6 separate regions of the Homo sapiens genome follow, and regions 2, 3, 4, 5 and 6 are each linked to region 1. Evidence: chromatin loops called from intact Hi-C (ENCODE). Cell type or tissue: mammary epithelial cell. All regions are shown on one strand. Each heading gives the region's core, and the rest is flanking DNA. Links, peaks and the distances in the headings are about the cores only.

The links. A loop is a pair of places that touch in the nucleus more often than their neighbours do. Peaks named below come from ENCODE experiments on the same cell type or tissue, not always from the same donor. Only the 100,000 strongest peaks of a DNase experiment are listed, where the experiment ranks them.
Region 2: it touches region 1 in a loop (11-fold over the local background); 3 of 110 quality-filtered maps call a loop at or near these places.
Region 3: a loop joins it to region 1, with 7 times the contacts of the local background. A loop is called at or near these places in 10 of 110 quality-filtered maps.
Region 4: a loop joins it to region 1, with 24 times the contacts of the local background. A loop is called at or near these places in 48 of 110 quality-filtered maps.
Region 5: a loop joins it to region 1, with 14 times the contacts of the local background. A loop is called at or near these places in 4 of 110 quality-filtered maps.
Region 6: a loop joins it to region 1, with 23 times the contacts of the local background. A loop is called at or near these places in 22 of 110 quality-filtered maps.

The regions. Positions count from the first base shown.
Region 1 is chrX:149,467,933-149,473,308 of GRCh38, reverse strand. LOC107985667 (a long non-coding RNA gene) reads left to right here and starts at 1,172. Exons shown (of 2, transcript XR_001755972.2): 1 at 1,172-1,760; 2 at 1,932-2,405. RefSeq lists a silencer at 2,057-2,351. In mammary epithelial cell, for the core only: a CTCF peak has its summit at 2,245; no DNase peak of the experiment used is centred there; H3K4me3 peaks cover 166 bases.
Region 2 is chrX:149,150,285-149,155,660 of GRCh38, reverse strand. No RefSeq gene overlaps it. Among named protein-coding and RNA genes, the nearest start is that of IDS, 350 kb to the left of the region's middle. In mammary epithelial cell, for the core only: no CTCF peak of the experiment used is centred there; a DNase peak (open chromatin) is centred at 3,120; H3K27ac peaks cover 549 bases.
Region 3 is chrX:149,284,261-149,289,636 of GRCh38, reverse strand. No RefSeq gene overlaps it. Among named protein-coding and RNA genes, the nearest start is that of IDS, 220 kb to the left of the region's middle. In mammary epithelial cell, for the core only: a CTCF peak has its summit at 2,584 (motif pointing right); no DNase peak of the experiment used is centred there.
Region 4 is chrX:148,046,667-148,052,042 of GRCh38, reverse strand. It overlaps the pseudogene FTH1P8. Among named protein-coding and RNA genes, the nearest start is that of FMR1NB, 68 kb to the right of the region's middle. In mammary epithelial cell, for the core only: a CTCF peak has its summit at 2,405 (motif pointing left); no DNase peak of the experiment used is centred there.
Region 5 is chrX:149,303,444-149,308,819 of GRCh38, reverse strand. No RefSeq gene overlaps it. Among named protein-coding and RNA genes, the nearest start is that of IDS, 200 kb to the left of the region's middle. In mammary epithelial cell, for the core only: no CTCF peak of the experiment used is centred there; no DNase peak of the experiment used is centred there.
Region 6 is chrX:148,131,038-148,136,413 of GRCh38, reverse strand. No RefSeq gene overlaps it. Among named protein-coding and RNA genes, the nearest start is that of FMR1NB, 150 kb to the right of the region's middle. In mammary epithelial cell, for the core only: a CTCF peak has its summit at 3,118 (motif pointing left); a DNase peak (open chromatin) is centred at 453.

The sequences.
Region 1 (5,376 bases), core at 280-5,279:
ATGAATGAATACAGTGTTCATAATGGCCGCATTGTTTTCTGTCATTTCCCTAAGCTCCTATTGCTGACTCTTTAGGTTGTTTCCAGTGTCATTTCTATTACAAACTATGATGCAGAGAACATCACCATGCAGCCATCTTTGTGCACTTGTGTATTAATGTATCTCTAAAGGATAAAATTGTAGAAATAGAATTCTTGGGTCAAAAGCATGTGTAGAGGACATTTGACATGATGTTGGACACCAGCATCCTAAGTGCCTTTCTCTACTTGGGAAATTCTGCACTCAATTATTTTGAGTGGCAGGCAGGGAGAGCCCTCTTGCCACTGCAGAGGTGCAAAGTGCCAGGAGCTCATTTTCCCATGACTTCCTTGTGGCTAGACAGCAGGCATATGACTTTGACTCAACTCAGCAAGATGCTTTCCTCCTTGAGTTGGTAAAGCAGGAACCAGTGTGAATTCATCTTCCCCCAGAGGAAGGCTCTGTGGTGATGTTAACCACCAGTGTCCAGCACTGGTAGTGTCACTATGGTTACCAAACTGTTTTTGTGTGGTTATGGCAGCTTGCCTGGTCACCTTTGTCCTTACCTGTTTTTTAGGTTTGAGACTTTGGCCTTCTCTGGGATTCTATGAGCTACTCAAGCCTTTCAAAAACAAACAGACAAAAAAGAAAAAACCTTTTTTTTCTGCTTAAATTAACTAGTCAGTAAAACAACCAGGGCTCCTGATTGATGAAGTGTCTGCATTTGAAAATCTGGAAGTTAGTGCCAAATTTCCTCCAGAGAGGTAGCACAAATTCACACTCCCATCAGCAGAGTGCACAGAACCTGAGTTCCTATCTTCCCTCTAGTACTTCTTACGTTGCTTTGCAATGACCTATTTCTAAGGAAGGGGACATTTCTTATTCATTTTTCTAGACTAAGCCTCTAACCTAGGGCCTGGCAAATTTAGGCACTTACATGTTTGCTAAATGAATGAATGAAAATAATTGTCTTTAAAGAGTTTGAGAAAGACCAAAGGTACCGTAGCTTGAATCAGAGACTGGGAGTTGGAAGGACACTCATCCACCTCCTTATTTGTTTATTTTCCTTTTGCTTTTTTAGAGACAGGATCTCCCTATGTTGCCCAGGCTAGCCTCGATTTCCTGGGCTCAAGCGATTCTCCTACCTCAGCCTCCCAAGTCGCTGGGACTACAGGCATGCACCACTGCAGCTCCTTATTCTGAGGTGGGAGCTTAAAGCCCAGAGGAGGCAAGCAGCTCCACCAAGGAGACACAGCTAGCCAAGTGGAAGCAGCCTCAGATCCAAGTCCACCAAGTCTATTTTCAGCCCACCTCCAAGTCCAGTCTTCTGCAAGGACTGCTGCTTCCACAAGGTTTCTCTTCTTGGGTCTCCCGATCCAGGGAGTAGATTTCAGCTGAAATGATGTGCAAAGGAGCCACCTCAAAGCTATGAAACCGCCAGAAAATCACTTTGTGAAAGGAAGAAGGCTGGCGACCACCCGTTTGGAAAATTGCCTTTGTAGTAACTGGGGGGCACACATGTGTGTGGAAGGATCAAGCGTCAGCCTTGCTATGGCCACAGTTTTGATTTTCCTTTATTCTTTGTATTGCTTTCAAATCAAAGGGAAGCCGTAGCAGAGAACCTCTTGCCCTGAGCTACACATATGAAAATGAACAAGGTTATGGGAGTCGCGTGTTTTCAATAATGGATCGCTGGTGCCGCCCTTTCTAGGAAATGAAGCGAGGCTGTTGCTAGGTTGGCGGTAAGAGGCACTGGGCAGGGGTAGGGGGTCCTAATTCCAGTGGTTTTACCTTTCCCACTATTCATTCCAGTCCAACCAATTGATAGAATAAGAATCAATTCTGAGCAGAACAGTGTCTCATTCTATTTCAAGCCCCCCCCAACCTGCTTTTTGACATTTCTATCACCACAGCTTGATAGAGAAAAATATTCACAAAGCCGAGTCCGTTTTGAAGAGAACATCTGTAAAATTGGGTCAGCAGATACGTTACACGTTGGCGTGGAAGATGAAATAGAACCCTGTCTGGTCTGAGCTTCACAGCAACAGGGAAGGGCTTTGTTTCCACGGCGGCGCGCACTTGGATTTGTGCCTTACAGCTCTGATCCGGCCACACAGCCCAGGCCCCTGGGCAGCCACAGGGCGCCGCCGCCTTCCGCCCTGGCTTTAGGGACAAGCTGGAGCCTGGCGGTGGAGACAGCGTGTGGTTCCTCAGAGAACCACTGGAGGCCGCTGTGGCACCAAGAACGCACGAAGGGCGCCCGGCTGGCGGAGTGGGAGTCTCCAAGGAGTAATGACTGTCGCACACACTGACTGTTCTCAAATTCTAGTCCAGGATTTTAAAGACACTGTTATGAATTAACGAGAATAAAATACTCGGCAGATGAAGCTCGGGTCTCAGATCCCCTGGGGTTCTTTTCTAACTGCTTTCTCATTCCCACCCCCCCCGGAACTGGGTCTCATTTGCAATCCACGAGGCACAGGCTTTATACATGATGGAAACGTCTTCCAAAAACGACACAAATGCACAAATGTTACCCTTGCAGCCTATAGTATTCATCCCCAAATACTATTGCAAAATATTATGCTATTTTCTCTATCAAGCAGTATTGGCGGCAGGTGCCAACCACCACGTGGGCCGCAGGAATACAGCTGCTGGATAAAATGCAGGATGCCCAGTTAAATATGAATTTCAGATGAACAATAAATAATTGCTTAATATAAGTATGTCCCACGTAGTACATGGATCATATTTATACGACATAATTATTCATTGTTTATCTCAAATTCAAATTTAATTGGGAGTCCTGTGTTTTTATCCGTAAAATCTGGCCTCCCTTCACAGAAAGGGTGACTCCGGTGAGGTAGCAAGGAGGTACCCTGGTGCCCTGAGGGCACTCAGAGCTGGGAAGTGGTCAGAACTGAAGCTGAGCACAGAGTTCTATTCCAATGTGGGCGGTAATATGTGTCACATGTTCTCACAGAGAACAAATAGGCTCTTAGACCTGCCTGTTGGGAAGGGGTCTCAGAGGAAGAGATCTGTACAGTAACTGGAGGTAATGTTCCATTTTTCACTTTTTGGTTATTGCCTTCACCCTAATACCTACATAGGCACACGAGCTTCGAGTAGCATTAGTCCAAGCTTCACTGAAAGGCAGAGTTCAGTTCTATTGAGTTCAACCAAGCGCCATCATGCCCTGGTTCTGGAAGGTCGAGCACACACACACTGCGCTGATGTAGGCCTTGCCCCTGGTGTGATCACCCCAGGTCCCAGAGTGAACCTGGGTCTGCAGGTAGACTTCATAGACTACTGGGCCAGCAGTAGACTTCATTCTGGGCAGCCAGAGAAGGAAGTGGAGGGCAGCAGAGGGGGATTTTCATTGTATCATAGGTGGCACAACAAGCATTTCGGACCTGGGGCTCCTTAAGTTCCCGAGGTCCCAACATATTAATGTTCACCTCCCCCAACTCCTCACAAGGCTCTCCACTCTAGGTGGAGCTCTCCATGAGTCGGTGGTGACCTGCATCCCTGGAAATTTGTATTTTATGGCTTGGTGGATAAACAAGAGCAACTGAAGAGCCTCCAATCTCTGGCTCCCTTTTGGGGGTCTGCTTGGCAATTCAGGAAGCCCAGAAAAAAATGCCGGGGGATCTCAAGAGCAACAGCAAGGGAAGAGCCCTCGTGGCCCCAGATTGATCCTGTTCTGCCACTTGAGAGCTGGACAACATTGTGCAAGCCACTTCCCTTCTCTGGGTCTGTTTGTTCAGTGGATTGGGGAAAGTAGGTGCTCCTCTTGAGTGGGTTTTTGAGCCCTCAGTGAGCGGGTATTGAGAACATACGATGCCTGAGCAGTGTCTGGCATCTGTTCCATAAGTGTGCCTTCTCCTCTTTTTCCTTGTTCATGAGCCGTGGAGAAGGGTGTGATCCACCTGAAAGTGACCCTGATCCTGACCCTGCCATGTGGGTGACCCTGGATAAGTCTCCTTTCTGGGCTCGGGTCTTCCCATCTAGGGGCCATCCTTCCCAGCTGTCATACTCTACAGTCCTGTAAGAAGCCAGCTGTTCTGGACATAGGAGCTGTGTTCATTGTGAGCAGCAATATACATCTTATGCATTTACTTTCCTTCTTTTTGTAGACACTAGGCTTTGAAGGATCTTCCACCTCCAACCTCATACACATATATATTTCCTGACATCCTCAGGGGCAGAGAATCCCAGACTTATGTGGTACCAGGGCAGCCTGTAGCTTGACAGCCACTTCCAGGATGATGAGGACCAGGCCTGGGGAACACTTCCTGGCAGAAGGTATGCAGATGTGGGATCACCCCACAGGTTATCACCTTCAGCGGCCAGGGGAGCAGGATTTCCTCCAAAGATGCTGGGTTGTGGAAAGCACCATCTGCCTCATTCCCTGGCCATCAAGTCTTTAGACCTGCCACATCTCCCTCTGATTACCTTGCTTCATTTCCTTCATAGCATCCACCGTTTTCTGAACTTGAGTTCTGTTCTTGTTAATGGGTCATTGTACACTTCCCTGCTAGAATGTCAAGTCCAGAGAGCAAGGACCTTGTGGCATCTTACTTACCACTGTATTCTCAACACTTAGAATAGGTCCTGACAAATGTGTGAAAAATATGTATTTCATCACTTTTTAATGTTTATTTGAAAGCTCGTGAGAGAAACGGTGGCATATGAGAATGTGCCCTGAATTTGGAGTGTGAATTCTGACTCCAACCCTGACTGGCCGTGTGGCTTTGGGTAAGCGCATGAACCTCTCTGAGCCTTAATTAGTTTCCTCATGTGTAAAAGGGCATGATAGTACTATCTATCTCACTGAGTTGTTTTTAGGATATGATCAGACTATGTGAACTGTTCAGACTAAACTCAAGGTATTAGAACGGTTATACTACAGCAATATTGTCATGCATTTGGACAGCCCTTGACCTTGGGTGAGGCACTTAGGGGTTAGTGGTGATGTTGACACTAGGAATCCGGTCCCCTCATCCCTGGCCCAGACGACTTTTGATTCACAGTTAATGACCCCATCTGAGTGACCTTGGCAAACTGTCCGTACTCATGTAGAAGAAAAACCGGACTCAGATTTCCTAGTTCCCAGCATCCTTGCTTCCCCAGCTGGCCCTGAGCCACTCTTCTCACAGGATGATGGGTCAAAGGTGGGGGTGAGGGAGCAGAGGCCAAGACTTGTTTCCTAAAATGTTTCCTCTGTTGAAGGCTCCACTGTCTCTGTCATCATTTCCCACTCAACATGCAGCCCAGGCCCCTTTGGTTTTCATCCTTCTTTTGATGGGCTGCAGCTGTGTATGCTGCCGAGCTGCAGCATTCATGGGGATAGGGGTA
Region 2 (5,376 bases), core at 110-5,109, 320 kb after region 1:
TGTCGCCCAGGCTGGAGTGCAGTGGCGCAATGTCGGCTCACTGCAAGCTCCGCCTCCCGGGTTCATGCCGTTCTCCTGCCTCAGCCTCCCGAGTAGCTGGGACTACACGCACCCGACACCACGCCCGGCTAATTTTTTTGTATTTTTAGTAGAGGTGGGGTTTCACCGTGTTAGCCAGGATGGTCTCGATCTCCTGATCTCGTGATCCACCCGCCTCGGCCTCCCAAAGTGCTGGGATTACAGGCGTGAGCCACCGCGCCCGGCCAGGATATCACATTTTAAATGATATTTTGTTTTATGCTGTGTGGGAGGTTGTAACTCGTGGTACAAAATGTAAAACTGGGGTAAAAAGAATAACTGCTTACACAAACAATTTAAACGCTTATACCTTAGTAGTAATGAAACTTACTGAAAAAGAATAAATAGCTATATTTTTGTCTTCTTAAAAAATGCTTATATTGGAAATGAAGAGAGGTTTCAAATCAATTACATCAGCACTAATATTTAAAAATTAGATTAAGAAAAGCAAATAAAACATAAATTAAGCAGAAAAAAATAATAAAAATCAGAGAAGAAATCAATGAAATAAAATACAGCAGAATATTTTTTAAAATCAATGAAATGGATAGTTCTTAAAGATCAGTAAAATTGATAAGCTTCTGGCCAGACTAGTAAGAAAACATAGAGATGACACAAATTACTAACGTCAGGAGTGACAGAGGTGACATCTCTTCAGATACATTAGATGGTAAAAAAAATAAGGGACTATTACCAATAATATTTTGTCAATAATATTACTAAGTTAGATATAGTGGTAAAATTCTGTGAAAGATGCAAAGTATCAAATCTCACTGGAAAAGCTATAGAAAATTTGAATAAGCTATATCTATTACAGAAATTGAATTTGTAGTTAATCACCTTCCTGCAAAGACAACTCTGGAGCCATGTAGATTCACTGGCGAATCCTACTAAACATTAGAAAAAGAAATAATAGCAATTTGCAAACTCTTACAGAAAATTGAATTGGATTTTGTCAAATGTTTCCTATTGAGGTGATTATATACTTTTCTTTTGTAGTCTGTTAATATGGTAAATTACATTGATTTTCAAATGTTCAGCTAACCTTGCATTGACAAAATCCAACATCCATTCCTGATAAAAATGCTCAGTAAACTAAGAATAGAAGGATTCTTTAGTCTGCTAAAGACCACTGCTTCAACATTGTAGTGAAGGTTTTCACCAGTGTAAATAAGAAAAGTGAAAGAAATAAAAAGCATCTAGATTTAAAATAAAAATTAAATTATCTTTATTTGCAGATGACATGTATATCTAGGTAGAAAATCTGATTGAATCTGCAAGAAAACTATTTGAACTAATAATTGAATTTAGCAGATACAAGATCAATGTACAACAATTAATTGTAGTTCTAAATAGTAGCAAAGAACATTCAGAAATTGAAATTTAAAAACAATACCATTACAATACCATTTACAATAGCTTAAAAATATATAGGGATACATTTGACAAAACATGCAAAAGAACTGTACACTGAAAGCTGTAAAATATTGCTAAGAAAATTGAGGCAAACATAACTAAATGGGGATCTGTAACATATTCATGGATTGTTAATGTGTCAATGCTCCCCAAATTAATGTACAGAGTCAACATAGTCCCATTTAAAAGTCCAGCAGTTCTTTTAAGAAATTGACAAACTGGTCTTATAATTCGTATGGAAATTCAAAGAACCTACAATAACCAGAACTTTGAAAAAGGAGAAAAAAGTTAAAGGATTTTCACCACCTGAATTCAAGACTTATTATAAAGCTACAGAAAGCAAGGTAGTGACATAAATATAGAAAAATAGATCAATGAACCAGAAGATATGATCAATTTAATGTAGATGAAAGAACAAAGGCAATAAAATAAATAATGTAGATGAAAGTACAGTACATTGCAATAAATGATGCTGGAGCAATTGGATATCTATATGGAAAAACACACAAAAAATAAAACATAACCTTGGTTCCATACTTTACACCATTTAAGAAAATTAACTCGAATCACAGACATAAATATAAAACCTAAAATTGTGAAACTTCTGGAAGTAAGCATAGGAGAAAATTGTGACCTTCAGTTAAGCAAAGATTTCTTTGCTACAACACCAAAGTCATGATTAATAGAAGAGAAATAAAAATGATAAATTGAACTTTATCAAAATAAACATTTCTGTTCTTTGAAAGACACTGTCAGAGAATGCATACAAGGTGTAGACTGAGAGAACATATTTGCAAAGCATATAAATAATATAGCTAATAAAGGATTTAATTCTAGAATATATAAACAACTTTCAAAACTCAATAATAAGAAAATGAACACCTAAATGAACAAATGAACAAAGGATTTAAATAAACTTTAAACCTATGAAGATACATAGACAGCAAATAAACACATGAGAAGATTCTTGGCATCATTAGTCATTACGGAAATGTATATTAAAACCACAATGAGATACCACTACATACTTACTAGAATGACAATTAAAAAGAGAGTCAAGGAGATGGTGAAATTTGTGTCATACGAGGTAACTCTATGTTTAATAATTTGAACGACTGCCAGAATACTCTATTTTGTTTTATTGCCTGATTGTCCTGGCTTGAAACTTCAGTACAGTGTTGAATGGAAGTGGAAAGAGTGAACATATTTTTCTTCTTCCTGATCTTGGGGGACAGCATTCAGTCCCTCACCATTATGTATAATGACATTTGTAGGTTTTTCATAGATGCAGTAGGTTGAGGAAGTTCCCTTCTTTTTCTAGTTGTTTGAGTGTTTTTATCATGAAGTGTTATGGACTGAATGTTTGTATCCGCCCCCCTCCAAAAAAAATTCATATGTTAAAATCTTAACTTCAAATTTTTCTTGGACAAGGTGACTGACTAGAAGTAGCTAGTGTGTGCCACTCTCACAGAAAGCAGATGAGACTGGCTAGTTAACACTAGCTCTTCAGCTGGAATGTTCAGGAGGACATCCTGAACATTGCTTTCTTGAGAGTCATCAAAGAAGCAATGTGAACCATGTAGAGCAGAGAAAAGCAAGACAGGACAGCCACCCACTCAGGGCTGGTGCAGAGCCAAGAGAGGCTTACCACCGTGGGAAATGAGTGAGTGAGAACCCCTAGAGACTGACACTTCTGCCACAGACTTTTGCAATCCTGGGCATAGGAAATTCTCCCTTGCTCCCTCCTCCCAGGGCCTCCAGACTGAATTGAGAGCTGCATGGAAGCTGGAAAGAGCTGCTGCTCAGGCCTCCATGGAGCCCAAGGTCCTTGAATCCCTAAGCACCCCAGCTCCAGCTTGCATGCCCCCAGGATAGTGACTACACCCATGGTGCTGAGGAGCAGATGAACTACAGGCCTTGTCTCTGGTACACCTTGTCAGGCATAGTCAACTGGCCTAGGACCCCAGTGCAGTCACCCTACCCCTTCCTGAGCACTTGGACCCATAGAAGATCTGCATTTCTCTGGGATGGAGGTCCCAGAGGCAACTGACAGGCCCACCATTGTTGCAGCTGCCACAGCCCCCACTCATACAGCCCTCAGTCTATGGAGGGAGGGAGGAAAGAGCCTAAGTTCTATCATAGGCCTCCAGCAAACCACAGCTGCCTTATGGAAAAGCAGCCAAACAGTTTTTCCCATGAGTCCCTGCCCCTCCTATTCTTTACTGGGGTGGACCTCCTAACCTGCGCCTCCAGTATAGCTACGTCAACCCTGCCTGAACATTTCAGTGGGTGGCAATACTGCATTTCTCTGAGGAGGAAATCCCAGAGGCAGAGAATCCCACAAGTTCTTCTCCATTGCCACTGCAGCAGTGTCAGCTTTGCTTGAGTGTTATTCAGCTCAATAGGCCCTCTGTCTTTTTGCAAGGGCAGAGGGCCAATGTGACAGCTTTCTGTATCCCAAGTTCTCACCCAGTATCCAAGAAAAATAGGGTCACACATGGGCCTGAAGGATGAATGCGGAGTTTTACCGAGTGGTGGAGGTGGCTTTCCGCAGGATGCATGGGGAGCTAGAAGAAGGGGATGGAATGGGAAGGTGATATACCCCTGGAGTTGGGTCCCCCAGTGGACTCCTCTCCAACCACTTCAGTGGAACTCCTCTTGGTGTTCAGATGATCCTCCTCTTCTCTCTTTCTCTGCTGTGTCATTCTGCCATTGTCTGCTGATCTGCTGGCTTGCTGGTCTGCTTCTGGAGCCTGGGGTTTGAGGTTTATATGGGTGCAGGACAGGGGTCATGGTGGGCCAAAAGGCAACTTTTTGGGTGCAAAAACAGGAATGTCTGTCTTCATTTAGGGTTGTGGGTCTTCAGGTTTGAGGGTGGGGCCTTTGCCAGGAAACTGCCATCTTCTACCCAGTATTTCCCTCTCTCCTGTCCTTATCAGAAGGACCCCTGGCATGGGCCTGCAGTGTAGCTACCTCACCCTGGCCTGAAGGTTCCCCTTTGCAATGTTTTGTGTCTCTCTGGGGTGGAATTCCCAGAGGTATCTGACAGCCCCTCTGCTACTGCCAATGTAGCAGTACCTGCCCTTGCTACCACCAGTCCAAGAAGGGAACAAAGAGCCTGAGTGCTTTACTCACACCTCCAGCATGCCATAGCCACCATACAGAGAAGCCAGACTGTCTTCCCCGCAAGCCCCCCACCCTCTTGCTCTTCACCAGGCAGGGCTCCTCAGTTTGGGCCCACAATGCAGCTGTCCCACCCTAGGCTGATGTTTCTGATTGGTAGCTGCTCTGTGTTTCTCTGGGGTGGAGTACCAAGGGACAAGTGAAAGGCCCTCTGCCATTGCCAGTGCCAAGGTCTCTGCCCATGCTGTCCCCAAGTTGGGGAGGGAACAAAAGCCTGAGCTAGCCCCACAGCTGCAGTACACAGACTGGGAGTGTCAAGCCGACGTCTACAGCCAGCATTGAGGGGGAAAGGAGCCCACACTCTCAGAGCACTGAGAGGGAGCATGGCTACAAATGCAAGAAAATACAGAGAAGACACTTGGCTAAGGGCCTACCTACCATCCATTATGCTTAAGCACCATCTACTGGATTTACTGGATTGAAGCTCAAACTTCAATGCCAAAATACTTTGTGAATATACCCCCCTGTGAAATAAAAGACAGAATTCAACCACAAATAAGGGCCTTTCAGAAAGCCTCAGCCCTCTGAAAACATCCAGAAATGAAGACAACTGGCCATACTCAAATTGTACCACATTTAAAGGAACATCAGCCCATACAGATGAGAAAGAACCAGTGAAAGAACCCTGGAAACTCTAAAAGCCAGAATGTCTTCTTACCTCCAAAACTGCACTAGCTCCCTAGAAACAGTTAATCAGAA
Region 3 (5,376 bases), core at 293-5,292, 180 kb after region 1:
CCAACCAGAAAGATTAGTTCATCAAATAAAAGAGAAAAATGATTCCTACATTACTCTTAAATGGGTGATTATAAGATTTTGGGTAACAAAAGCAATAATGATTATATTGCTCAAATAATAAAAATGGAGAAGGGTTGCACATCTGAGCTGACCACATAGGAAGCATCAGGCCTAGCAGCAGGGGCACTGAGCAAAGAGCTGCTGGGGACCCCTGGCCACTGCTGCATGGGGAGAACAGCCATGGTGGAGAAACCTCATTTTCCCTGGGGACAAACCCAATTCTGCCCTCTCTTCGGAAACCTGGTTATTTCACTTATGTCTTCTTAAAACAAACAGAACAAGACAAGGGCTCCTGATGACAATAGCCTGATGTGCATTTGTTTTGGCACAACACTCTGGGACTGCCTTTGGAGTCTCTGACTACACTAGGGGGAGAGAAAGCTAAGGGTGAAGGAAGCCCTGGTCAACAGCTGGCCCTGTTGTTGGGCCAAGCCTCAAACAAGACCTGTTTTGATCTGTTCCTCGTCCAGCCACAGTGGACTCCTGCGAAGGAGAGACTACTGATGGCCTGGGGAGGTCCTTCTGTGAATCCTATGCTTTGGCCAAACCACATTCTTCATTGCTATGCAAGCACACCCATGCTTTCTTGCCTCTAGACCTTTGTGCATACAGTTTTGTTTTGTTTACCTGACAGCTACCCTATCTTGTGCCCTTTTGATTACTTTCTCTCAATGTCCAACTCACCTAAAAGACCCATCACAAGTGACATTTCCTCAGGAAGCCATTGCTGGCACCATCTCTCCCTACCTCCCTTCCTTATCTAAATTAATTTCTCTCTCTCTCTCTCTCTCTGTGTGTGTGTGTGTGCTTGAACTCTCTTTAAGAACCCAGGAATTTGTGCTCTTATTTTGGACATTTGTAACTCTGCTATGGGCCCATCTCCTCCACTAGACTGGGAGTTCCTTGGGGACAAACTCCAGACTTGCCTTGTCCCTGGAGTTCTCCAGGGGCTGGCCTGACTTGCAGTGGGCAGGAAAGTGTGCTGAATTGTATTTTGAGCTCAGTAACTCAATCCCAGGCTAGTTTAAGTAGGCTAAGGTATGGTCCTTAATGGCATTGCACTTCCCACCCTGTTGCCTGGCATGAAAGCATGTGTTTTCTAGTAGCATATGGCAGTGCCAAACCCTAATTGGCTAGGCCAGACCTCTGCTAACCCTCCATGGAGATTGATTGCTGGAACTGTACCCTAGTTCCTGAGTTGACAACAGACTTTCACTTAGCTTGTACCATCCTCTCTCCTATATAAATGGATGACAGTGTAGACCCATTAAGGTCTTAGCTTGGAGTGGTTGATCTAGGAAGAGGATGTCCTCGAGGGCTTTCTTATGCCTAGTGATCTCTGAAAAGTCCAAGACTCTATGTGATCTTATGAACTCATAGATCTCCAGTGTTAGAAGGACCTCAGAAAGTATGCACTATAACCCCTTCAGCTTAAAAGTATGGTAACAGAGGGGGCATATGAATTGTCTAGGGTCACAGAGCAAATCTATGGAAGGGATAGGAAGAAAATCTAGGTCTTCCGACTTCTGGCCAGTTATTCATTAAGTACATCCTCCTTTCTCTGTTTCCTGGTCACCCAGTTAACAAGACACGGTTAAGGATGTATGTAAACTGGTGAGGGGCTTGAACATTTCTGGGTTTCAAGTGTATAATTTTTAGAAAGCAATTTATCATGATTTATAATTGATTAATATAGAATGCCCTTTCAATATGCGGAGCAAAATTGTCATTAATAATTCACTGGATTCTACATTTGAGTGACTGTATAAATTGTTAAAGCAGTTGGAACTCCAAAATCCCAGAGCAGAGTGTCAAAAGTCTCATGGTGAAAATTCTCTAAATGATTATTGTCAATGTTGATGAGACTGCGATAAGACTGGATCCCTGGGATGTTTTAGGGACTGTGCAAATTGGAGCCGGCCCTTGGGGTTGCATTGCGTGTCATCCACTCACAACAGACTCGCTCATTCACTCTCATTTGTCTAGTCTTCTACTACATATGTGCCAGCCCACTCTGTCCTTTGGAATCTCACTTCTCCTAAGCTATGCTATGGAGTGGCATTTGGTCCCCAGTTTCCTGTAAGTAATGCCTGGGAAAGACAAAGTTCTATACTTAAGGGTGGCCACTGCAGCATTCTTTATAAAAGGGATATATACAAGTTACTTAGAGGAGACTGCTGAGTTTACTCAGGACCCATCACTGACGGATGATGTAGAACTTCAGACAGCTGGCTATAAAGACAATGTAGAAGCACATAAGATGCTTATGGTCAGCGAAACAAATGCCTTCTGTAGAGCAGGACTGCCTGAAACACTATTATGTCCATGCAAAAATGTGACTGATGTAAACAGGGGCTGGAAAGGGGTTATTCAAAATGAAAGTGTTAGCTTTGCTGTGGAGGTACGGTTGTGAGTGGTCCTTCTGTTTCCTAATTCCAGTTTGCTTGATTGATTTCACCTATTCACTTAAAAGGAAACAAAGCCTGATGTCTGCGGTCAATGCAATATGGTGTAGTTTTGGTCTTCTGCCAGCAGGTGGAGATGCCCCGCTTTCTGTTTCCTGGCAGTCAAGCTACCAGAAAAAAAAAGCCTTGGTCTCAGTTGGAAAGTCCTATAGATTCTCTGCATTTTTATTTAAATATCTAACCATGAATTCTCCAGCACCCAATGAGCCCTGAAAATTATTTCTGATCAGATTATGTGGCTTCAAGGGAACAGATCCAAGTTTTAAAGGCCTGAAGCTTACATAATTTGGGAGGCCTTTTTGAGAAAAATAATTCAAAATTACAAAATCAAGTGCAGAGCCTTGTAAGGGGCCCCTGCAAACATGGCCCATTGAGCTGAGTCTTCATGAGCTTCCCAATAAATCCACTTGAGACTGCTGTTCTTCACAGTCCATCTGGCCTAGGGAGGAAGGGCATTGCCATGGGAAGACCACAAGCTCTTTGAGGGATGGGTCATGTCTTTATCCCATCAGGCATTGGTAAAAGGTTTTTGACTTCCCTGTTCTTTTCAGTTTAATGCCGAGTGTTTAGTAGGTACTCAGTGACTGGGTATTAAATCAGAGGAAGCAGAAACAGGGGCTAGGAAGAAGCCTGGAACCCAAACTCACCTTGTATGGCAGAGGAAGCTTGAAAGTCATGCCTCTTCATCTCATTCTTCTGAGAGCACCAGCTAGCTGGATGGCAATGACCAGAAGTGCTGCTCTGTGGGCTTCCCACACATCAGCTACCACATGCAATTCATCTCTGGATTCCGGAGGGTCTGGATTATGCAGTCTTATTTATATAGAGAGAGTTTGACAACTTGAAAGACCCCTTCAGCATGAAATAGGTAAGGGAAGATTTTCCTTTAAATTATCCTTAAATTAAGTTTAAATTTAAATTCAAATTAATATGCACAAATAGTTGTGTCTGCAATTCATCTTAATTGCCCTGCCCCATTTTCTTCCTATACTTTATATACAGGTAGTCACAATCCTCCTTAATATAAGCATTCTGGTGACTGGCTACTTTCTTTGACCCTTCTGTTTATAGGAATGGTTAATCTCTCTCTCACACAACCATGGCATCTCCTTCTGGAATCATACCACCTGCTTATTCTGGTCTATAATGGATCAACCAGCAGTGGTGTCTGATCCTTATAATTTTTGTAACTTGTCCCTAAGGATAACTCCATACTGAATAGGTTTCTTCCTTGTCCTGCCTCCCTCACTACATCATTTGGGTTCGACTAGGCTGTAACAGCAAATAAACCCATACATCTAATGGCTTAACAGAAAAGAACTTTACTCTTTGTGCATGTAATAATCCAGAATGGCCCAAGAGTGGCAAGGGCCTCTGTTCCACACAGTCATTCAGGAGCCCAAGCAGAAGGAGGCTCTGCCTTCTTTAGCACATGGCTTTCAGCATCACTGTGATTATCTCCAACCCAATTAAGCAGAAAAGGAAAAACACACAGGTGCCCATGTTAAAGTTTGTAATGGGCCAGCCCTAGAATTTACACACCTTGCTTCTGCTTAAATTTCATCCACTAAATCTTAATGACATGGTCACATGTAATTGCAAGGGAGACTAGGAAATGTAGTCTTATTGTGCATCCAAGAAAAATAAATAGATTCTGGTGGACAGGTAGCAGTCTCTGCCATATCACATATAGCATGGCATATATTAATAAGCAGTTTAGGTTCCTCCCAGACATTAATTTTAAGATGTTAGAGTAAGAATGTTTTTACTTTTCGCTTTGAAACAAAATTGGGGAAAAATGAATGAGAAACAAAAACAAAGACAGTATTTTTGTTGAAACTGGGAAACTCCTATAATCAGGAACCAGACAAATAAGATGGGATGTCACATGCAGTGAACTTTGGACTGGAGTGATGGGGGCTCCAATAGAAAATAACTGCTTTTCCAAATCTTGAGGAGAGCTGGCAGAGCACAAAATTCTCCAAAGTAGGTGACCTGCTCAGAGGGCAAATCTAATAATTTTTTGTTTGGAACAATAAGATCTGGGTGGCTGTTTAGCTGAGGGAATCTCCCCAACTTCCTTGGATACTTTAAAATGGCAGGGGAGGTAGGAATGAGTGAGAAAACTCACGGATACTCCATCTTTGTAAATGTGCAGCATGTAGAAGAAAAACTGTGGGTGTTAAGCAGCTCTGTAGCAGCCATTCTTTGTGAGCTAAGAAGAAAGGTTAAACCACCTCTCAGTCACTCTCTATTGCACATGAAGCACATTCACAAAACCCGCTTCACAACCTTCTCCCACAAGACCATGAATCATAAAGGATTTTTCTAAGAATTAGGGGATTTTCTACTAACGCAGAACACAGCCCCAGCCCCTCTTCCACACTACTTCTTTCAAATACCTGCTCTAGGAAGATTTCTGCTCACTCAAGGATGACTAATAATAAAAAAGGAACAAGGAGATCCATACAAAAATGTCACAAAATGGTGGAAAATAGCAGGACAAAAAAGGCAAACAGCCTACACAGTATGAACATTTTGATGTGGAGTAGATGAAAATCATGACCAAATATTTGTTTAAGAACTCAATAACTTAACAATGGAAGTAATTTGTGAATTAAGAGCTTAATGCAGAGGTATAAGGAATCAAGAAAAGCAACAAAAATTAAAATTGAGCTGCCTGTATCTAGGACACAAAGTAGAAGAGAAAACTAAAATCATCAGAGAAATTATGGTTAGCTTGTAAATAGTAGTAAATGGTGACACAATATTATCATAGTAGCTGATGTAAGAGTACAGATTGTTGACAACAGAAAAATAGATAGCAGCTTTGAGGCAATTGAGCAAAATG
Region 4 (5,376 bases), core at 186-5,185, 1.4 Mb after region 1:
AAACCTCGACGACTCTCGGCGAAGAACGTCTCTGAAATTTACTTTTAAGCAGAGCTTAAACTTATCTTTTATTTGTGCAATTTGAATTTAATTTTTTATTTCTAAAAAATAATTTCCTCCAAAATTTGAGAGGCATAATTCTTTGGAATATCATTTTTCTATTTCATATATGTAAAATAAATCAGTGAAATAAATTATAAGCAAAATTGTTTTTAAAACATTGTCCAATATGTCAGTGTCACATATGTGATGCCGTATGATTAATTTCTTTGTAGCATTCTTACTTTGGAAGAAATATATAGAGCCAACATATTTTCCTTTTCCCCTTGGATACCAGAAAGCTCAGAGGTAAACTTTTTGCTATATTCTGTAGAGAAGTCATTCCATATTCCAGGTCCTGTTATCTCATTCCTTCTAAAGAGTTATCTCATTCGTTCTAAATAATTTGTCTTTTTTAGTTTATACATTTGTTTTTTATTGTTTCATTTCAGTCTATTAATATTGTAAACATCTTTGAATGTGGAAGGGATATAACTTATAAGTTAACCAGCTGGCTCTCTTTAGCTGTTGTCTATTCAAGATGAATGACAGAACTGATCATACTGCACAATTATATTTAGCACATGAAGGTCTCAAAGGATAGTGCCAACATACACTCCCTTTATATCATTATTTATTCAGACTACATTCTCATTTTTAAAAATCCAGACAACAGAAAAACATATGAAACACAAAACATAAGTTCCCTTGTACTACAATACTACTCCTTTCCCCACAACATAAATAAATCGCTTTAAGCAAATTTTTATATGATCTCCCATATCTTATTTTCTGAACATATAATAGCAAATGTATACTCCAAAATAGTATTCTGCTTTACATATAGCTCTGCAACTTGCTCTGTTTCTCCTACAGTTCAGCTTGGATATCTTTCCATGTCAATATATATGAATCTATGTCATTATTTTCAACAGTTACATACAATCTCAATATATGAATGTGTCATTATTTATTTCACCAGTTCTCTACTGAACGTAAGCTCTTTTAAGGAACAACATGGCACAACATGGTATTTCCATGGGGAATGCAGTAAAGAGAAGTTAAAAGTTTATTTCTAAAGACATGACCATCTTACTATTTAGTCTCTCACTTTCAGTCACATTACTAATTGCATGTAGCTCATGGTCCCTCAATAATGAATTTTTAATACTAATAAAATTGAGAGAGCAAAAATGGTAACAACTCAGTAAATGACATTTTAAGCCAACTACACGCTGCCAACACATTTTAAATGAGTATTTTATTTTCCCTTAGTTTACACTTTTAAAAAAATCCATTCCACCCAAATAGCCAGATCAAGTTGCTCAACAGGGATTTTATTTTACAATCAAGTCATCATGTAAGTTTCTAAGACAACTATCTGCCCAATGAATCGAAAGAAGAGCATTATGTGGCTTGGCTCTTACTGTGATCACCTAGCAGCTCACGTTGCAGTTTATAGAAACCTAGTCCTGATCCAAACCAAAACTCTTGGGGTGGCAGGGGTTGAAGGTGGGAACAAGAGGCAAGCTGACACTCACAGAAGACTAGAAGCTTCCCGCAATTACAAGCTTGGCTCATGTTGCCCTAAAAATATGAACTCTTTTCACAAATGTTTATAAAGAGAAAATTTTATATTGCAGGCATCTCCACTGACCAATAAGCTGTTTCTGTTTGGGGAGTAAAAAAATGAAATACAGGCAAACAACTGATTTTGTTTGGGGGAGAATTGTTTTATGTGACCACAAACATCTTGCTGGCTACAGTTTTAACTTGGTGTGTGTGTTTGGGGAAAGATGTTGGGGAAGAGGATGGCATAAGTGCTACATTCACACCCAGGTCTTCTGACTCCTATCCATCCACATCCACTAGTTCCTACATCAATCCATTTAACAAATAAGCACTGCCAGAGCACTTCACTAAACTCACTTTCAAAGCACATATTAAAGAGAAATGGCTTAAACTACTACCAGTTCTGATGTGATTAAGGCATTGATCTAGTGCCACTTTCTTGAACCCCTCAAGCTTCTAAGTTTGGGGAGCAATAATTGACCCCTTTGAGACATAGTAGAAACTGTAGATATTCTCATCATAAAAGGAGAATGCTCATACACATAACATTTTGGACACATTTCAGGAGTTTATGGACCAAATTTAACAAAATGGTATTTATTTCGATGAAAGCAATTCATAGAATGATACAACCAAACGGCATTTTGTCTTCATACCTTTGTATAACATTACATGTAAATGTATTCACAAAGCCAAAACAATCCTTTGTTGGATCTCTCATCCTGCTTTTCAAATCAGAAAATGTCACCTTATAAGAGGCCCCCAAGAAACCCATTCTGAGGGTGTTCCTCTACTGCCATCTTGTGGATTTTCGTTGAAAAAATAAAACGCTACAAGAGTTTTTTCTTCTAATTTTCAAGACCTGCATACCTCTCACCTATGTTTGCCAACTGTTAACATCTGGATACATCCACTCTATTTATCTAAATACACACCCATACCCACACATCCTTTTTTTCCAAATCATACAAAAGTAGGTTGCTTTCATCATGACACTTCACTGCAAAATATTTCAGGATGTATTTTCCAAGAATAAACTGATTCCTATAACCACAATACCAACACACCTAAGAAAGTCACCATGAATTCAATATCATCCAGCATCCAGTCTTCACTAAAATTCCTTCGATTATCCTCCAAAATATCCTTTATAGCTTCTGTTTTTCCAATCCAAGATCCACTCAAGATTCACTCAGAGCATTTGAGTGTCTCTTTAAAGAGTCCAGGTAGGATGTCCTCCATCATACCTCACATTCTAGAATTGCCTCTTTCCTCGCTATGATAGTTAGATCAAACATTTCCAGCAAGAACATCACATAAATGACGTTGTGTACCTTCCTCTTGATCATACTGAAGGCACATCATCAAGCAAAACCACTATTGGCATTGCCAAGCTTGACCACTTGGTTAAAGTGATGACCACCAGACTTTTCCATTGAGAAAGCACATTTTTTCTCTTTAAAAGTAGTCTGTAGAGTGATATTTTGAGACTTATTTTCAACATTTTACCCAGTCATATTAGCATCCTCTGATGATCCTTACCTGAGCCAATTATTACTTTGGGTGTTAAAAAGTATTGCTTTTCTAATTATTTTATTCCTTCTACATTTAGTAGCTGGCATTCTTCTGTTTTAAAAAAAACACACTGGGAATTCTTTTTTCTCCTCTCCTTTTATTTTACTTTGAATATTACCATGAATTTATGGATTTTTTTTTCTTAACTCAATGTACTATAAACTATTACCAAATTTTTTTTATGTTTAAATTATCCCAGACTTGGCCAGTGGGTGTCCCTTCAAGTTGCTTCCTGTGTCCTTATGAAATGTCCCCATCATTCTCTGATCACTTTCTTACTTTCTGGTTGTATTAATCCATTTTCATACTGATATGAAGAAATACCCGAGACTGGGTAATTTATAAAGAAAAAAGAGGTTTAATGGACTCAAGTGCCACATGGCTGGTGTGGCCTCACAATCATGGTGGAAGGCAAAGGAGGAGCAAAGGTATGTCTTACATGGCAGCAGGCAAGAGAGCATGTGCAGGAGAACCGCCCTTTATACAACCATCAGATCTTGTAAGTCTTATTCACTACCATGAGAACAGCAGGGAAAAAAAACCCTTCTCCATGATTCATTTGCCTCCCACTGGGTCCCTCTCACAACATGTGGGGATTATGGGAGCTACAATTCAAGATGAGATTTGGGTGGGGACATAGCCAAACCATATCACTGGTATAGCAAGATATCTATATCTAGGCTCACATTGTGCTTGTACTTTCACTGAAATCAGTAGTTTCTCCAAAGAAACCTGATTAGTTTAAGTAAGAAATGATGCATAGAAACAAATATCTTGGTGTTAGGTATGTATGCTACTACAGGGTCATTACTCCTATATCCAGTCAATCAATGAACAGAGATAGAAATACATACACACACACTCACACACACACACACACACACACACACGCATGCACGTATTTTAATCATGAGTTCAGAGGTCTTCTATGATTGAGTAGCTTGTAGTAGAGATGAATATTTTAACAAGAAAAAGTAGAAAAGGCAGGTTTTTATAAACATTTTTTGAGAAGAAATAAGAAGGCTACTAAGGTAGCCAGGACTTGAGAAACTAGATCCAGAAAGAAGGGAGCTCATTAAGGTGAGCTTACTTCATGGACACTTATTTTCCTCCTTGATGTTTTTGGCATGGAGAATGAGATAAAGAATTTAGCAGAGCAGTTTTAGGTCACCTCTTGGGGCTGGGGAGATTAAAAGTGTTCAGTGGACAATGCAGCTAGGTGTTGAGAGACCAAGCTCTCAGAGAGATAGAAGGGACAGAGAATAGAACCTAGCGCTTGGAACCAGTGTTCTTCTAGAGGCATTTACAGTTTAAACTGTGCAGAAAATTAGGGTAAGAAGCCAATCAGAAAGCATCAACAAAGTAGAGCAAGCAAGCAGGCTCACAATGTTCGAGGGTGAAAAATTGGAGTTCATGACCTTATAAGTAGGAGGAGTTCCAACAAACAACCCTGATTCTTAGTTGGAACTCCTAGAGAGCTACGCCCTAGAAGTGGGAGTAAACCAGAAGCAAACTGGGACATACAAAGACCGCAAATTAGCTTTCAGTTAGCAAAGCCCCAAGTTGAATTACATTTATCTAATTCTCTGCTGCCTGACAGAGGAAAAGGCAATATCCTCTGAAGGAAGATAACATGATCTGGAGTCTCTATATGTTTCATACACAATGTTGGGCATTCAGTCAAAACCATTTTTTATATGACAAAGAGTTGTATTCTTTTAAACTCTGAAGAAACAATAAGAGAAACATAAGCACTTTCATTTTTTAAAACAATCTTCTTTTCAGGTATTAAAGCTTTTCAGAGTTTAAATCAAAACTTCAATCTCATTCTGAATTCAAATCTTCTCTTCAATCTCAGTTTAGGCCTCATCTCTTGGGTCAGAAATAGGCAGGGAGGAGGAGGGTCTAATCCTTCACGTTCTTGATCTATTCAGTAAAAATTACTGACATACAAATAAATAGGAGCAAGAGAAAAAGAGAGAGGCTAGAAACAGAAACAGGTAATATTGGAGTTATCAGACCAAGACTTTAAAATAATTGTGATGAACAGGTTCCACAGAATTGGAATCTACAATAAAAAGCCAAATGGAAGTCTGGAACAGGAAATAAAATAGCTAAAATTAAGAGCTCAACAGATGGATTTAACAGCAGATTGGGCAAAGTTGAAAATGGAATTAGTGCACTAGATAG
Region 5 (5,376 bases), core at 134-5,133, 160 kb after region 1:
GGCATAAAATTTATTAAATTAATTCACAGTTGCCCAAGGGCACTTTGTATCCTTTGCAACTCTTGGTTCTGTTACTTACCTTGCCAGTGAGAAGAGGGTTAAGAGGTACAAGATCAAGCCTCCTTATTCATTGGACTAGATTTCTACTTACATCTCTTCTGTAATACAAAGTGCAGGTACCAGCTCACAGGTCCCTCAGACTCAACATGTCCAAACTGAACTCAGCTTTTTCCCCTCTAGAATAGCATCCTGTCATAGCATTTCTCATGGTTTGTAATTATGCAAGGCTTGGTGGTATTATTTGCTTTGTATCTGTCTCCTCTAGGCAGTTTTACCAATCTAAGAGGTGAAAGGTGGTCCTGAGTGTTACTGTGCATTTTGATCTTACCTCAATTGCAGAATGTTCCACACCATGTTGTACTCGTTAGTTTAGTTATCTCTCTATGGCCAAAGACTGGGATCCTTAAGAACAAGGCACAACTTCTTTATCTTTGGACCTCTAGTTCCCAGAACAAAATAGCTTCTCAGTATTTTTTGAGCTGGTACAAAATAAGTGCTCCTTAAAAAATAGACAGCTGAAGGAAGGACTGCCCAACTGAGAAGGCCAGCCACTACTGAGGTCAGAGTCCACACCCTGACCCATCTCAGTGCCAGCAGAGCAGCTGTGGGCACCTCCTCCTGGCACACATCATACAAGATACTGAGAAAGCTTCCCTCCCAGATTGACGGCCATTCTAGCCTCCCACTGCATGAAGGAGTGAGAACCACTTCCCAACATAAAGTTGCCAAAAACCAAAGGAGGTAACCAAAATGATCAAACCCTATTAGGCCTCACCCAAGCTTGTTGGAGACCATGTTTTCTGTTGTAAGAACCATCTGAGTTTCCCAAAAGAGAAGCCAAAAAGAACTTCAAGAGACACTGAGGGAACACTGGGGAACCATAGTCCTTCTGGGGCTGCTCTGGCTTTGGCTGTCCCTAATACTATGTCCAGTCCTTGCTGAACATTCAGCCCAGGTGAGGATGCAAACATTTTCTATTAATTCCTGTGGCACTGTTGAGGCAGGCCAAAGTCTTCAAGAGAACTTAATACTGAGGGAGCATAGCAAGGCAGTCCTGATTGAGAGGCTTCTTGGGATGCCCCGATCACGATCAGGCTCAGGCCCCAAATGATTGGTTTTCCTTTGGCCTTTTGGTCCACTGTCCTGTAGTCCAGTCAGCTGTTATCACAGAAGATGCCAACAGACAACTGACTACGATGGGGTGGCTGCCTCAACAGGGATCCCCTACTCTGCCCTAGCCTGGAATCAGCCACTTTTCCAAGAAGCTCTGGCTCTTTTGAGTGGGGAGTTTAAACCAATATTTGGTCGCTAGGTGAGCTCATTGTCAATAGGGTATCCATGTTTCTAGCTTCTTTCAATGGACAGAGATAGAAATATATATATACACACACGCACACACACGTACCCACCCCAAATTTTAAATTGTAACTTGATAATGATACTTTTAGTTTTAATTCAGCGTTCTGTCTTCCTCTATTTTATATTTATATAACTTTTTTTCCAGAGTGAGAACTTTAGTTTCCAACAACATTAACGAATTTATTCTTTGCTCATTTCCATAATACACAAAAAGTAGTTTTGGAGCTGTCACCCCTATAAATACCATTACCACCAACAAACGTATTTAATAGAGTTCCAGCTTGACTGAGAACAGGAGTGCTGCTTCATTGCTGCTAGTTGAGGATGGAATTCTAGGTTCTCCACTGGGCCTCTGTTGACACTCAGGGATTCTTATTACTGCTGGACGGAGGTAGAAATTCATTCGGACTCCCCACCAGGCTTCCACTGATACATCCCTGGTCCAGATGGGGAAAGACACCTCATTACTACCCTTCACAGGGCCTCCACTGATACTGCATAGGGGGGCAGGGTTGATTTCTGCCAGCAGGAGATACCTTCAATAATACCACTCAAGCAGGGAGTGGGAAGGACACCTTATTACTGCTGTTCAGAGGTAGAAATTCTGCTTCCCTGTATGGTCTCCCCTGACACCATTGGGGGTAGCTTTGTCACCAATGGATGATGGTGAAAATATAGATTCCACTAAGTGTCCTCTGACACCACTGTAGCAAGAGGGATGGGGCTTCTTGTTACCAATGGGCTCCATGTGCCCTCTGGTGACACAGCATGATGGCAGCCTCTTTACTGCTGGGGAGAGGGAGTTGAAAATCCCAGCTCATCACTTGGCCTTCTGCGACACCACTCTTGTGGTGCTTGGTTTCAGTGTGATGAGGATGGAAGTCTAGGCTCCCCACTCAGTCTTTGTTGGCTGGAATGGGGCTGAGGCCATAGTTATTTCTGTGATGTTTGACTAAAATTGAGTGACTGTTGTTCGATAGTTTTGTCTCAATGTGGCTGCTCCTTTCCGGGTCCTTTGGCTGAAGAAAGTAGACTTTTGTGGAAATTTCCTTTTTTCCTGTACCTATTGGCCTTTCCACATTGCCAGGTTCTTCACTCTCGGTGGAATATATGAGGGGGGGGGAAAAAAAAGCAGGAAACTCACTGTCATGTCATGCCCAGGTCCTGGAATGCCTCCTTCTCTCTGATGTTCAAAATCTTCTCATGTTTGTTTTATATATAGTGTCCAGGGTTTTCAGCTGTACTTAGGGAGAAATGCCATGTCCCCCCCATTACTGGAAGTGTGCAAAAAATCCTATTTTTTTCCTGGAACCAGAAGTCTCAGTGTAGCTTTAATTTGCATTTATCTTAATATGAGTAAGTTGACCACCTTTTTATATGTTTAAGGGTAACTTGTGTACCTATTTGAGAACTATCTGGTGATGGTGCCAGAAATATTTTCTTTTTTCTCTCTTCTTCTCAATTTCTGGAACAACCTTCATTCTCAGCACAGACGTCAGCTTATGCAGGACTTCCAATCTGCAGCCCTCTCCCCTGGAACAGCTTTGGAGAAGTTCTCACTTCTTTACCTCTTTTTCCCGCAGCTCTTCAGAGTGAGCAATGCCAGTTTCTTGAATGCTATTGCTGATGCTGAAGGGAAGTCACAGGGAAGGCCTCTGTACTGAGCAATGGCAAACAAAAGTAGGAAAAATGAAAAAAATAAGAGGTTCATGAAATTGAGAGTGAGGATTTCCATGATTGAGTTGACTAAATCCCTGTTGTGTCAACACAATTACACAGAAAATACACTTTGGGCTTTGTGAAAAAGGCTGGTTAAATTTTTTTAATTTAATAGCAGTCAGCACGTGTAAAGGTTTTAATGGAAAACACTTGTGGCTGAAATGCCTATTAAGACTCTAAATATCATTCAAGGTCTGATGAACATGGCATTCATCATCAAAGAACCCTGCAAGGATTCTTCAATGTCTCCATCCTTGGTTTGCCAATGTTGGTCTGCACCAAAATATTACAAATCCTGGCTCAGTGGTCTCTATTGGGTTCCATGTATTGCTAATTTTCTGTGTTTCCAGGTGACTGTTATGTACAGAATTGAGAACCACTGGTTACAGGATCACTCTTACCTCCCTCTCAGCACTCCCTTCCCCTCTAACTCTCTAGCCAGTAGGATATACCCCTAGTTCCAGAAGTTTCAAGACTCTGAATCTTGCCTCCCATGACTCATTCTGCCTGGAACATTCTCACCTCTTCATGACGGTTGTCCAACTGGCAAACAGCCATTCTATCTGGGAACCATCCCCTGTTCAGTAGAACTGACTCCTTTGGAGTCCCATGTAGACTTTTCTCCTAGTTTCTCCTCCACTTTTATCTCTTGGAGCCTCTCAGGAGAATGTTCCTTGAGGGCAAGCACCACGACAGATTCATCTCTAGAGTTCTAGTGCCTGGCATTAAGCATGGTTAAGTGGATGGATAAAGCATGCTTAACCTCGGAGATTTTGGAAGAAAAACAAGAGGAATAACATGGTGTATTACTACTATTATGTCCATAGTTTTTGTCAGTGCAATTTTCTTTCGCTAAGTATAGTTTCAGACTCTAAAAAGTCAACAGCTAAATGTCAGTTGAATCAGCAGAATTGACCCACCACGAAAAAAGATTGGTTGGTTTTCCTCTTTTTTAGAGCAACCTTCCTGGGGATTGCTGCTTGGTGCGCTTGGTCATTTCCTCAAGGGATCAATATCTCACCAATCTTGTTCTGTAGAGCTGCGTCAGGCACTTTTAAACACCTTTCACTATTATTATCAGATCTATCTTTCTAGGCTAGATTCCATTTTGCACTGCATCAGTCCTTTCTCTTAAACTTAAGGCAGCCATACCTTCTTTCCCTTTACATTTGTTTTTATATTTTGTTTCCTGGATTACTGCCAAATAATTACATTAAAAGCTTGAATAAAAATTGAAACTATTTGAAAGACTATATCTACAAATATGGCCAAGGTCTTTTGCTCTGGGAGATATAGTCCCCTTTATCAGACATGATCTTCCTTTCCACCATGTGACCTTGACCTTCCTTTGGCCTATATTCATCAACACTCTGTACCTCGGGGGCTTCTTTCATCTTATAACTACACTGTCACTTTGGTACAGGTCTCAACAAATTGATGTGTAGTATCAAAGGCAAGATTCTGCGTGTGGAAGGAAGTCCAGTGGGCCTTTCCTAGACTGTGCTCAGGTTAACTACTTATTCAAAGGATCTTAGCAGACCTTACTTTTTTCTCTCTTCTTCTCAATTTCTGGAATTGTTTGTTTCTCATTTGTTTCCTTACTTCAATAAGCAATGCTTGGTCCTGGCTTATATTCCTACCCAGGGCAATGTCTTCTTTTTCCCTTATGTGTATCAAGTAATTAATCCCACAAATATTTATTGAGTTCAGAGTATTTTACTTCAGAATTTTCTTGAATGAGTAGCAAGATGTTCTCAGCATTGGGAATGCTTCCTCTGCTGGGAACACCTTTCATTTCTCCCCATTAATCTGGCAAATTCCTTATCCTTCAGGTTTCTACTTTGTCATCATATCTCCCTATAGCATCCCTTACCTCCCCATTCTAGGTTAAATGTCCTTTTGTTTTGTGCTCCCATGCCACCCTTTCCCAGCACTGATCTGCTATCTGGAAATGCCAGTTGACTTGCCTGTTTCATCTCCAATAACTCATGAGCTCCTTGGTGACAGGGACTATGTCTCGCTCACCACTATACCATTAGTACCCTGCACAGAGTTTTGTACTGGGCAGTTCCTTGTGTCAGTCAGGATTCAACCAAAGAAACATAAGGAACAGTAAGATACACAGACATAGCATATCTATCTATCTATCTTTCTAAATATATATGTATATGCATGTGTGTGTGTATATATATATATATATAAAACTACACTATTATATATACTACATAATATATATTA
Region 6 (5,376 bases), core at 236-5,235, 1.3 Mb after region 1:
CTAATTTGGAAAACCTTATTTTCATCTTGACAGATGCAGTCATTCACTACTCAAATGCATACTTACTGAGTACCTATTATGTAGCATTGCCAGTGATGGCAAAATGTAATGAATTTTTTCCTGAAATTGATTTTGACTGGGCATTAAGAGTCACATAGTCACTGAAGAAAACAGAAATACTAGTCTGCAAATGGACAAATGGGAAGGACTAAAGAGAGTGTGTTTTCATCATATTTGTGTGTGTGTGTGTGTGTGTGTGTGTGTGTGTGTGTGTGTGTGGAGGGGTTAGAGATAAACAAGACTATTCCATATATTCCTATATGTATTTTTTTTCTTTTTATATAATACACTGAAGTCCCACTATTACACCATCCTTAGGGAAGGGCCATGAAATTGTTTGGTAATAGTGAGTCCATGATTCATCAAAGCGTTTCCAGCATTGCCAGTGATTGAATGCCACTGGACCTGGTCCAAGGTGTGTTATGCCAAGTTTCATGCTATGTACTGCATAGAGAAGGTTGGATGATGTTTGGAGGACTGTATGTCATGTTCTGCTTCCAAACCATCTACTTTACTATTGTTGTGAAATACAGATCTCTCAGACAGGAAAAAAAAAAATTGATTTGACTCAAGTTTTGCCTACTGTTTCTGATGCCCAGGAGTTTTAGCTATATGTTAAGAGGACATGGCACAAGAAGAATTTTTTAAAGTCTCACACATATGTATCACTGGAATCTGAAATAAGGAAATACTGAGAAAAACAACAACAAGTTCTTGGGAGAACAGCTGGGCTGCAAAGAGAGCAAAAATTACATAAAAGAAACAAGTGGATCACATCCCAAATCTGAGAGTTTCTGCTCAGTGATGGAAGCTTCTGATAAGTTTCTCTGCTCATGCTTTCTATGTATCATTTATAAGCTCAACTATGAAAATAAGATAATACTTCAAATATAAAGTAAAAGTAATAAGTAATTGTTGAATGACTGAACAAGAGGAAAGGTGAATTATAAAAGGTTGGAAAGAGCAAGGCTTATGTAATTTGCAGAAAACTTGAGGTATTTTTTGGACTTCCTTGCCCTCTTTTTTCACACAAGCTGAGTGGGAGTGCCTAGTACATATCTGTCATTTCAGTTTATCAGTTAACCTGTGCTAAATTCCTTCACTTAAGAGACACTTATGTATATACAAAATTAAAGCCCCAAATAATAAATTTAAAATGTATAAGATTCAAAAAATTATTATTAAAAATACTACCCTACTGTGGTGAGACTCTAGATCAAATGGGTTCATAACTATTATATCATTGAATATTTAACGCAAGTAATGTGAAACTTTTTATAATACATTCTTCTGATATATGTATATTCATATTTACATTTTCTAGGTAAATGTATTTCACAGATGCTGTCACTGTCAGTAAATTAATTTTGCCAGCAGCCCTAAAATGCCAATTCTACACAAAAGGCAAAAATAAAAGCAATAGCCCCCAATTGAAAGTCCTCTTTGAGGCCATACAAATCTTTGTCAATGATATATAAAATGGACTTGGTATTCAATAGCCAGGATAGTGGCCCAGTATACTGCTGTAAGTGTATGTAGAGCCCCCTTGGGGAACTACAATGATAGAACCTATGTTTGGGAGACCCAATCCTCATGCCAGCAGTTAGCTTATTTGCATTTTTTAAATTTGAATTTTTTAACTCCATGTGCAGTGCACTTGGTTAGCTACCTAACTTACAACTGTGACAGTAAGTACACCTAATGGCACCTGTATAAACAGAAACCTCATTGTGATTTTCTTCTGAATGGGGCTCGTCCAACATGCAAGTATTACTACAGACATGTCTCTTCTTCATTTAGGCAAGCAAGTAACTGAGTCCTTAGAGGAAAGCATTCTCACAGGCTCTTTTTGCAAGGTTGGCGGGTCGGGGGGCGGGTTCTTTTACTGTTGTGATGAGGACAGAGTAAAGGGAGAGGGCTTTTTTCAATAAATACACTACTTATGAGAAAACTTGAATACTGAAACAAGATTGAAGAGGGAGCACATTTATCAATGGCTAGGGTTTGGGGAATAGAGGAGATTTATTCAAACATTAAACCTCTCATGTTTCCTCTGTTTTCATGGGAGATATTTGTATTTTAATACCTCTGCATTCCAGCTTCTCCTCTTACTGGATGTGAAGTTTCTACCTCGTGTTCATGACTATGCTGTCAGCTAAATGATCAATCATGCTATTGCCGATTTTGCATTGAGACTTCACGGCAGGGTGAAATCAGAGAACAAAATGGCTGTGGGGGAAGAATTTGTTTAAATACAGCTAGTTTGGGGAACTGGCAAAATGGTAAGAAAAATGATGAAAAACATATGAAGTGTAAGTGCAGCTATCTTTAAGGCAGATCCATTTCAAAGCTTTCCACAGCATGAAAGTCATTGTGTGATGCATGTCAGTGTTAGACTAGTAAAATACTGTAATTAGGATGGAACTAAATGCCAATATTTCAGTCTGTAGACTGTGGGCAGATTTGTATTTACTGCATGTCTCTAAATAATATGAATACACTGAAGGCTACTTATGAAATGAAGCTTGATTTTATATCTACAACCAGAAAAAAAAGGTTTAAGAAAGCCCAACAGCCACAAATCCCAAGTAAGAAAAATAAAGGGGGTCAGCATGAAGCCCCATGGTATCTTGATATCTTTGAACCTATTCTGTATGTGTGGAGTCCCATATGCAACACAGGAGTCAGGAAGAAAGAAGGAACTCTGTGTTATAAACACTGCAACAGTGGTTTGGAAGCAAGATATTCAAGTAGAAGGCACATATGCCTGGGTTATGATTCAGAATTGAACCTCTTCAATGTAACTTCAACAAGCAAGCAACGCCTACTTCTTTTAATATTGCTATTACATTTAAATGCAAGTTTTGAGTGACTGCTTTGTAAAGATTCAACTGATGGAAATGATCTACTATTACAAGGGCAGATCATGCTTGCTTAAAATCAATCATTTTAACTCCGCCTTTGTAATACATTCATGATACAAACATTATTTTCTTCATGCAAGTCCTGCTATTAATTCTAATCTTATAGTGCTCTCTACTGGTGATAAATGATTTGAAACCTCATTAGATATCAAAAGACCTAATTAACTTCTCATCTTAGGCTCACATTACCGTGTGAGTCCACCTTGACACCTCCAAATTCACTACACAGTGCGATCAGAAGCCAAGGTGCACGGAAAACCTCCCTCCTGTAAGGAGCCAGAAAGGCATGACCCCGCACTTCTGCTATAAATCATTGCATCAGGAGCACCCAGGAGAAAAGGCCCTCAGCTTTGGAACAGGAACATTTAGCCCTGTCGGCTGCGAGGCAGGTCAAGTAAAAAAACTGAATGAGGAATAAAGAATTGGATTGGAATCCTTTCTGGCTTTGGGTCACAATAGCCTTGTCACTCGAGTAAGTCACTTTTACCTCTTCGAGGCTTCATTCTCTCATCAGTAAAATATGAATGATAATTCCGACCCTGGCTGTTTTGCTGGGTTGTTGTAACAAATGAGATCATAGGTAAGAGAGTACTTCATAAAAATTATATTATCATCATTATTATTACAGTAAAAGAAACACTATTTTCTTTAGATCAATGAACTTTAAACCTTTTTAGTTTTTTTTTTTAATCAGTGGGACGGACTTTTAAAATCAATCTTACATGGAACCTTAATATATAGAACAGATTATATCAGAAGAGTTTTGTTGTTTAATTTCAAATATATAACTATTTAAGTTGGTACAAAAGTCAGTGTGTTTTTTGCAATTAAAAGGAATGGGGGAAGAATTTGTTTACAAAATGGTAAGAAAAATGATGGAAAATATATGAAGTATGTTCAAAGTAGTGGGATTAAAAGTAATGGCAAAAAGCGCACTTACTCTTGCACCAACCTAATATTTACATATTATCAAGTCGGTTAATGAGAAGAATGAAACTGTCTGGATATACATGAAATTTTGAAATTTGGTATAATGGTTATCAATTGCACTGACATTTGTCTCGATGTCTAATTTATTTCTGGACTTCCTTTGCTTGCCTAGTATCAGAAAAATTATGATTCATATACACAAATGTCTGTAAATGATATATTTTTAAAATTGCTTAGAAATCTCAGCATATTCTTCAACTAAAATGATACAGAACCTTGAACAGTAAGTGGTAATAATAATATCTACTGCTCATGAATATTCTCTACATACCAGGTGTTTCTCTAAGGACTTCATGTATGTTAACTCACTTTTTTTTTATTTCCGTAGGTTATTGGGAAACAGATGGTGTTTGGTTACATGTGTAAGTTCTTTAGTGGTGATTTGTGAGATGTTGGTACACCCAACACCCGAGCAGTATACACTGAACACTATGTGTAGTCTTTTATCTCTCACCCCCTTCCCACCCTTTCTTCCTGAGTCCCCAAAGTCCACTGTGTCATTCTTATGCCTTTGCATCCTCATAGCTTAGCTCCCACTTATGAGTGAGAACATACGATGTTTGGTTTTCCATTCCTGAGTTACTTCACTTAGAACAATAGTCTCCAATCTCATCTGGGTTGCTGCAAATGCCACTAAGTCATTCCTTTTTATGACTGAGTAGCATTCCATTGTGTATATATATATACACAATTGTATATATATACACACACAATTGTATATATATACACACTATATATACATACACAATTATGTGTATATATATACAATTATATATACATATACAATTGTGTATATATATATACACACTATATATACATACATATATATATATATATATGTGTATATATATATATACCACAGTTTCTATATCCACTCATTGATTGATGGGCATTTGGGCTCGTTCCACGTTTTTGCAATTGTGAATTATGCTGCTATAAACATGCATGTGCAAGTATCTTTTTCATATAATGACATCTTTTCCTCTGGGTAGATACCCAGTAGTGGGATTGCTGGATCAATTGGTAGTTCTACTTTTAGTTCTTTAAGGAATCCCCATGCTGTTTTCCATAGTGGTTTTACTAGTTTACGTTCCCACCAGCAGTGTAGAAGTGCTTCCCTTTCACCACATCCATGTCAACATCTACTATTTTTTGATTTTTTTATTATGGCCCTTCTTGCAGGAGTAAAGTGGTATTGCACTGTGGTTTTGATTTACATTTCCCTGATCATTAGTGATGCTGAACATTTTTCCATGTGCTTGTTAGCCATTTGTGTATCTTCTTTTGAGAATTGTCTACTCATGCCCTAAGCCCACTTTTTGATGGCATTGTTTGCTTTCTTATTGCTAATTTGTTCATATATGTGTGTGTGTGTGTATGTATTAACTCATTTAATTCTCAT